2 separate regions of the Mus musculus genome follow, and region 1 is linked to region 2. A link is a contact called in ENCODE Hi-C or POLR2A ChIA-PET data. All regions are on one chromosome and are shown on one strand. Each heading gives the region's core, a stretch centred on a gene start or an enhancer-like site at or near the end of the contact. The rest is flanking DNA. Distances are from core to core; before and after follow the strand shown.

Evidence for each region. A loop is a pair of places that touch in the nucleus more often than their neighbours do. ChIA-PET counts read pairs that join two places held with the same protein, here RNA polymerase II (POLR2A).
Region 1: a map of heart shows a loop between it and region 2 (5-fold over the local background). The contact joins the promoter of Stk39 here to the enhancer-like site in region 2. A Hi-C loop is called at or near these places in 9 of 37 maps with a recorded cell type or tissue (Patski, T-helper 17 cell, adrenal gland and 2 more). POLR2A ChIA-PET finds 5 or more read pairs at or near these places in 1 of 5 experiments (Patski).

What each region holds. Positions count from the first base shown.
Region 1 is chr2:68,470,653-68,473,625 of GRCm38, forward strand. It overlaps Stk39 (serine/threonine kinase 39), which reads right to left and starts at 1,329. Exons shown (of 18, transcript NM_016866.2): 1 at 982-1,329. The coding sequence starts at 1,225. Gm13596 (a long non-coding RNA gene) reads left to right here and starts at 2,312. Exons shown (of 4, transcript XR_866392.3): 1 at 2,312-2,973.
Region 2 is chr2:68,379,987-68,382,919 of GRCm38, forward strand. The region is part of intron 5 of Stk39 (serine/threonine kinase 39); the gene reads right to left. Among named protein-coding and RNA genes, the nearest start is that of Stk39, 91 kb to the right of the region's middle. Within about 2 kb of position 1,384, at least 2 of the 3 ENCODE cell types and tissues checked have a DNase peak (open chromatin) inside an H3K27ac peak, as active enhancers do; they include gastrocnemius and heart, where a contact is called at or near this core.

The DNA.
Region 1 (2,973 bases), core at 79-2,578, 91 kb after region 2:
GATGGGGCCCACTTTGCCTGGCAGCATCGGTGAGGCACAAAACTTCTAAGTGAATGAACCTTTAGGTAAGGTTCTAAGCTAGAGGACACCACAAATATCCTGGCCCTACACGTGTTTGGCTCAAAGAAAAGTAACGCGGGCTTCTTGCCTTTCGACTTTGCCAGGTATTTAAAAATGTAAGATAAGATGGTATTAGTGAGCTGCCTAGGAGACACCGAAAGGCTGGGCGCGGATCGTGGACAGCCTCGAGTTTCACCCCAGCAGATCCTCCCGGAGCAGGGCAGAAGGCCAGCGCGGCCGCTCACCGGCCCCGGGGCTGGCAGCAGGCGGCGCGCCCGCAAGGAGGGAGGCAGGTACCGGGCGCACCGCGCGCAGAGCCGGGTTGCAGGGCGAGCATGCGGCGGCTGTCAGAAGAAGGCCAGCATCCTCCCTGGTCTGGGCAGGCGCCTGGGCCTCTGCCACTACTACGTGGCTGGGCTACCCACCGAGAGGTCATGGCAGGAGGCAGAGGCGCGGCTGCGCCCGCAGGGTCTCCCAGGACGCGTTTCACCCAGCACGGCGCGGGGGCGCGGAAGCCCAGGGCGGCGCCCCCGCATCCCCACCCCGCCCAGGCAGCCCATCCGCGTGGTCAGCGGCCACGAGCTGCGGCCCCAGGGCTCGAGGGGGGAGGAGGATGCGGCGTTACTGGGTTCCAGCTCCGCCGCCCCGGCGATCCGGGAGATAAAAGTTTGCAGCCTGCAGCTCGTCTGCAGTGCGAGTCACATCCGCCGCGCCACCTCCTGCAGCAGCCGCGCTCAGGGAAGGAAGGGACAAATTAAAAATTAAAAAAGACAATAAAATAACTGTTGAAGCCGGTAGGCCCCGAAGCCGGCCGCTCTGCCTCTGGGCGTGCAGGCAGGCAGGAGAACCGCATCCCGCACCCACTCCCGCCCAGTCTCGGCGCCCGGCCTGGACCGGCCCCGCAGCACCCTCCGCACTGACCGATAACCTCCTGGAGCTCGTACGCGTCCCTGCAGATGGGCCAGCCGACCGCCTGAGCTGCCGGGGCCGGGGCTGGAGCAGCAGCTGGAGCCGGGGCCGGGGCTGCGGACGCCGCCGGAGCCGGGGCCGGGGCCGGGGCTGGTGCTGATGTCGCGGCCGCCGGGGCCGTCGCCGCCGCCGCTGTCACCGGGGCCGCCTGCTGGGAAAGCTGGACGTGCACAGGCGAGCCGCTCGGCTCCGCCATGATGCTGCGGGAGGAGAGTGAGGGGACGCGCCGGCCGGCGGACGACCTTCCACTTGAAACTTCCCTAGCCTCGTCGCCCACACCTCTCGGCCGGCGCACGCCCTCCCCGTCCGCCGCAGCCGCCGCCGCCGCCGGAGCCTGCCACGAGGGGAGGGAGCCAGCCGGAGGCCGAGCGGGGCGGAGGGAGGAGGCTGCGCCGCGGAGGCGGGGACGGGAGGAGGCGGCGGCCGCCGCGCCCGCCGCGCGCCCCGATCCTCGCGCGCACGGTGCTCTCAGCGCCGAGGGGAACCGCCGCCCCCTCCCGCCCTGCTCGCCGCCAGGGAAGTTTCCACGCGCTGGGAGCCGGGCGGCTTCGGGGGGTGATTTCGGGGCTTGCCCCGCTCCCTTCCTGCCCTGCCGCGCCTCCGCCCTAGACAATCGCACTCTCCCGAAGAAGCCCCCCTGGGACTCCGAGGGCGGGGTCGTTGAACGGCTGCCAGATTCTCAGCCTGCTAACTCTCCCCGAGCGAGCGAAAGAACCTGGAGTTCTTTTACAAGTTAGCGAGGGAGACACCTACCTACACGGCGTCGGTTTTGTAGGACGCCGGTTAAAAAATAACCCAACTTGTAACTTTCCGGCGCTTTACCTGGCAGGAGCCCTTTCGCACCTTGCCTAATGAAATCGCCAGTGCTGCTCTGAAATGAAACCCGACTCCCTAAATCCCCGGCTTTCTCTTTTGTTCAAAGACACTTGGACCCTAGGAAGGTGATGTCAGGGGCAGTGAAGTTACAAGAAGTAGAGAGGAGAAAGGAGTGTAACAAAATCAGAGCGCAGGCCTAGCATGCTATGGTTCTATCCCCAGCACTTTTTATGTGCTTAAAACCATGCTCGGAGGTAAAGTGCCAGCTTAATACACTTAAGGTCCTTGGTTCGATACCAAGTACAAATGAATACATAAACAGTCACATTAACCCTTTAAGACCCTAAGGTCAGACAGCAAGTTTCTTGACAGAACACTATGAACCTACTGGGGCATAAATTAACTGCAATGGAAAGTTTTGAATAAATGCTGCTTTTTCAACACTCCCCAAATTACCTCATCTTTAAAATAGCTGTGGCAAAACCAGAGATTTTTCTAATTGCAGGTGTCACATTTGAATGTTCAACTCTCATCCCTCACAGAGGTGACCACTATTAAAAGATTCTTGTCTCAGGCTGGAATGGTACTCTGACTCAATAGGCGTATTCGTTATGTGGCTGACATTAGGCTGGCTGGTTCTCACGAGACAGCCAGGCTTGAGAAAGAACAAAGCACAGGAGAGCCATGAAACTCTTAAAGGGATAAAAATAAAAATCTCCTTAAACTCTTTAAAAAATAATTCAAAAGAAACTTAGACATTTGCTAGGAGAAAAACCAGTTGTCTGGCAAAAGCAATGACGTTAACTGTTTACTTAACCTCTTAGGGCACTATGGGACAGATGGATAAACTAGCAACTAGCATGACTTGCTCAAAGAGCTAATATTTATGCTGCTAAGAACTTGTATTTCCTTTTGTGCAGATATACTATTTTTTAAAAAGCCAGCATATTTGTTTTAATTTATGTCAAGAAATAGACTACTTCATAAACAAACTCTAGGCCTCTGATGAACAGGGCAGTTATCCCAAGTCACTGGTTACCTCTCCCTGAGCTGCTCCCATTTCATCCAAAGAACTTTTAAGGACTGCTTTTAAAGGAAAAAGAGACAAGATTAACAGAGCATTCCTCC
Region 2 (2,933 bases), core at 134-2,633:
CACGGGGGTCTGCAGCCGGCCATATCCAAAAAGACAGGCACATGCATTTTAGATCAAATATTAATGCTTATAAGTTTCCAATGCAACATTTACACACCCGCAGGTGGCCTTTTTCAGGGGAATCTCTGCTGAACCGGCTCCATTACCAGAAGCTTCTATGAAACCACAACCACCCATCTGTACACTTGAAAGAGTCAGACCCTCTGCGAGGTGGTGAGAATAGCCCCAGTTGCCACAAGCACTCAAGGAAACAACTGACATCATTTTTTTTTTTTTGCAAAGTTCTAAGAAGGATTAATGGAGGATAACAAAATATTCAAAGAATCTGCAGGATTTCAAATCTGCAATAAGGAAAACTCGCACACGTAAAACAACTAATTATTAATAGTATTCATGAGACTTGGTTACTCAGTATTTTTAAGCTCTCCTTGCAATTTATCAGGTTCTCACTTGGCACCCCGAGGCAGCTAGCCTAGCCAAAGTCGAGATTCAGTGCAGACCATGTCTCAAAAAGGTAAGGTGGGAAGGGATGGATGGAGACACCAAACACTAACCTCGTTTGCCTCCAAAGGGGCAGGTGAGGGCAAGCACAACCATACAAGCCCATGTGCACACACATGCACACACCACACTGAGAAGACTAATAAGGAAGAGGACGTATGGGGAAGACACTGGAAGCTGAGCTATGACCCCCCACTCACGTGCACATCCATGAATACCCTCCTGCCGGTAACAAGAACAAATGCACACCCCACACGTGTAAACATAGGTACATGTACTATCTTACAGTTAAACATGTAGTGCCTGTTTCACTTTCACTCTGTCCTTGATGGCAAGAATATTCCCACTGTTTGTGACTCTGTCAACTTAGAGGACCGTGTGCAAACGTTTGATTGATATATGTCAACTAGTCCTTTAAGATACACTGAGCCCTGAGCATCTAACGTTCACCTTCTGCCAAGGGCAGAACAGACCTTAACAAATAAAAAAATGAGGAAGATAAATGAAAAAAATCATGTACTGATAGACTCAAACTTATTCTTTTGGTCTAAGACTCTAGTTTTGCTCAGATCTCTACGGTTTTTATAATATATGAAAGTTACTGGTGATAATTAAAGCCCTGAAAAGAAGGAAGGAAAGAACAGAGAAAAGAAGGAAGGCAGAAAGGGAGAGAGGGGAAGAGACTGCATCCCATCTACTTCCCTGATGTTTGGCCCCACCCCCACCCCACCCCACTCCCATCCCACTCCACCCCCACCCCATGCAGTTGAGTGCGCACAGCTGAGGAAGGACTCCAGCAGGAAGCAGGGCAGAGTGCTTCTTCCTTGCTGGATTCACCCTGTAAGCTTTCTTGAGTTATTGCCCAAGCTAATCCTAGCAGCTGCCAAGGGGGGAAGCAGCTCACGGTCTGTCCCAGGTGCCTCTTGCTGATGGCGTACAGCTAGAACGGAAGAAAAACCACATTTCCAGAGCTGATCGCACCCTGGGCTCAGGCGAGAGGTTTCACCAAATATCATCATCTATCAAAATCCCCCAAGCCAAGAAGTCACATCAACTTACCCTCCTTACTAATAAAAGTAATTTTAAAAAAACTAGTCTCTGAGATTTTTCTTATAATTATTCATACCATAATTTACATGATAATGAACTATCCCTGAATCTCAAAGCAAGTATTTGGGTTGACTACAAAGCCACTCATAGCCACCACAGCTTCTAACCCATCTGTGGACTCTATTTTCTAGGCACACCCAATGTCCATGTTTTCTCTGCTTCACGCCCTCTGATTTCATTCACTATTTAACCCATAGTTACCCAGGGCAAAGCAACAGCAAAAGATTTTTTGTTTTTTTCATTAAGAAACTATCTTTGGTGAGGTGCACTGGCCTACCTGCTACAATCCCTGCATTTAGGAGGTGGAAACGAGATTCTGGGTCCAAGAACAGGTGGGCAACAAATGAGCAAGCCTATCTCTGGCCCGTTGCTATACAAGCTTATTCAGTTAATATATCAACTGTGCCTTATACCACCCACAGGCTCCTTGACTTGCAAGGAGGCGGGGCCTCCATCATGTGTCCCTGTCAGATCACAGTCACCAAACCTTCCTAAACCCCTGCCTCCTGTCAGGCACTCTCTGGTAAAGTAGCCGTAAACAACAGAGTTTCTACCTGTGGGAGCTACCTGGTTTGGAAGGAAGAAAGAAAAGGAGGAACCCAGTCTCCACAGGGTACCACAGGCTAGATCAAGTGAGGGTGTGCAGAGACCATGTTCAAAGTTCTTAGGGGCTCAGCCAAGTGAGGCAGGGTAAGTGAAGGAGAAGGTGAAAAGGGTTTCTCAAGGAGTGGCTGCCAGAACTAGAGGTGTAGGGTAGATGGTGTTAGCAAAGCAGAGAGGGTCCTGAAGACCAGGAGCATGTGTAGAGGAGACACAGCCACAGGTAGGTCCCCGCTCCTCTGCACAGTCATGGGTGTGTGTGTGTGTGGGGGGGTGTCTTTATTTGCTGTAGCAATCTGTTTTAAATTGCAGGCCAGGAAGTGACCGGGGCAGTACACAGTGGACTCTTCCCTCTTTCAGAATGGGAAATGATAGGGGCAAACAAAGGGGAACAGCAAAGGAATGGGGGTAGGAGGTCGGGCAGAGCACGGAGCCCTGCCCTTTAACCACTTCCTTGTCATCTTGCAACACTGCAAAAAGGTAAAGCCCCGCCCCCTCCTGCAAGCTGGCAACAGTTAGCTGACTGCAAAATGGGATGTTTAACCGTGCTCTGGTGTTTCATTATCACAGATACGTACAGACTACATGGTTACAGGCCCAGAACGAGCAACCACATCTTCCAAGTAGGCTTCCCAGTGAGTGTCAGAGCCCACACTCTGGGCCATGGCGTCAATCAATACAAAGCATACACTGCCAGCAACTACTCACTGAGACTCACTTCC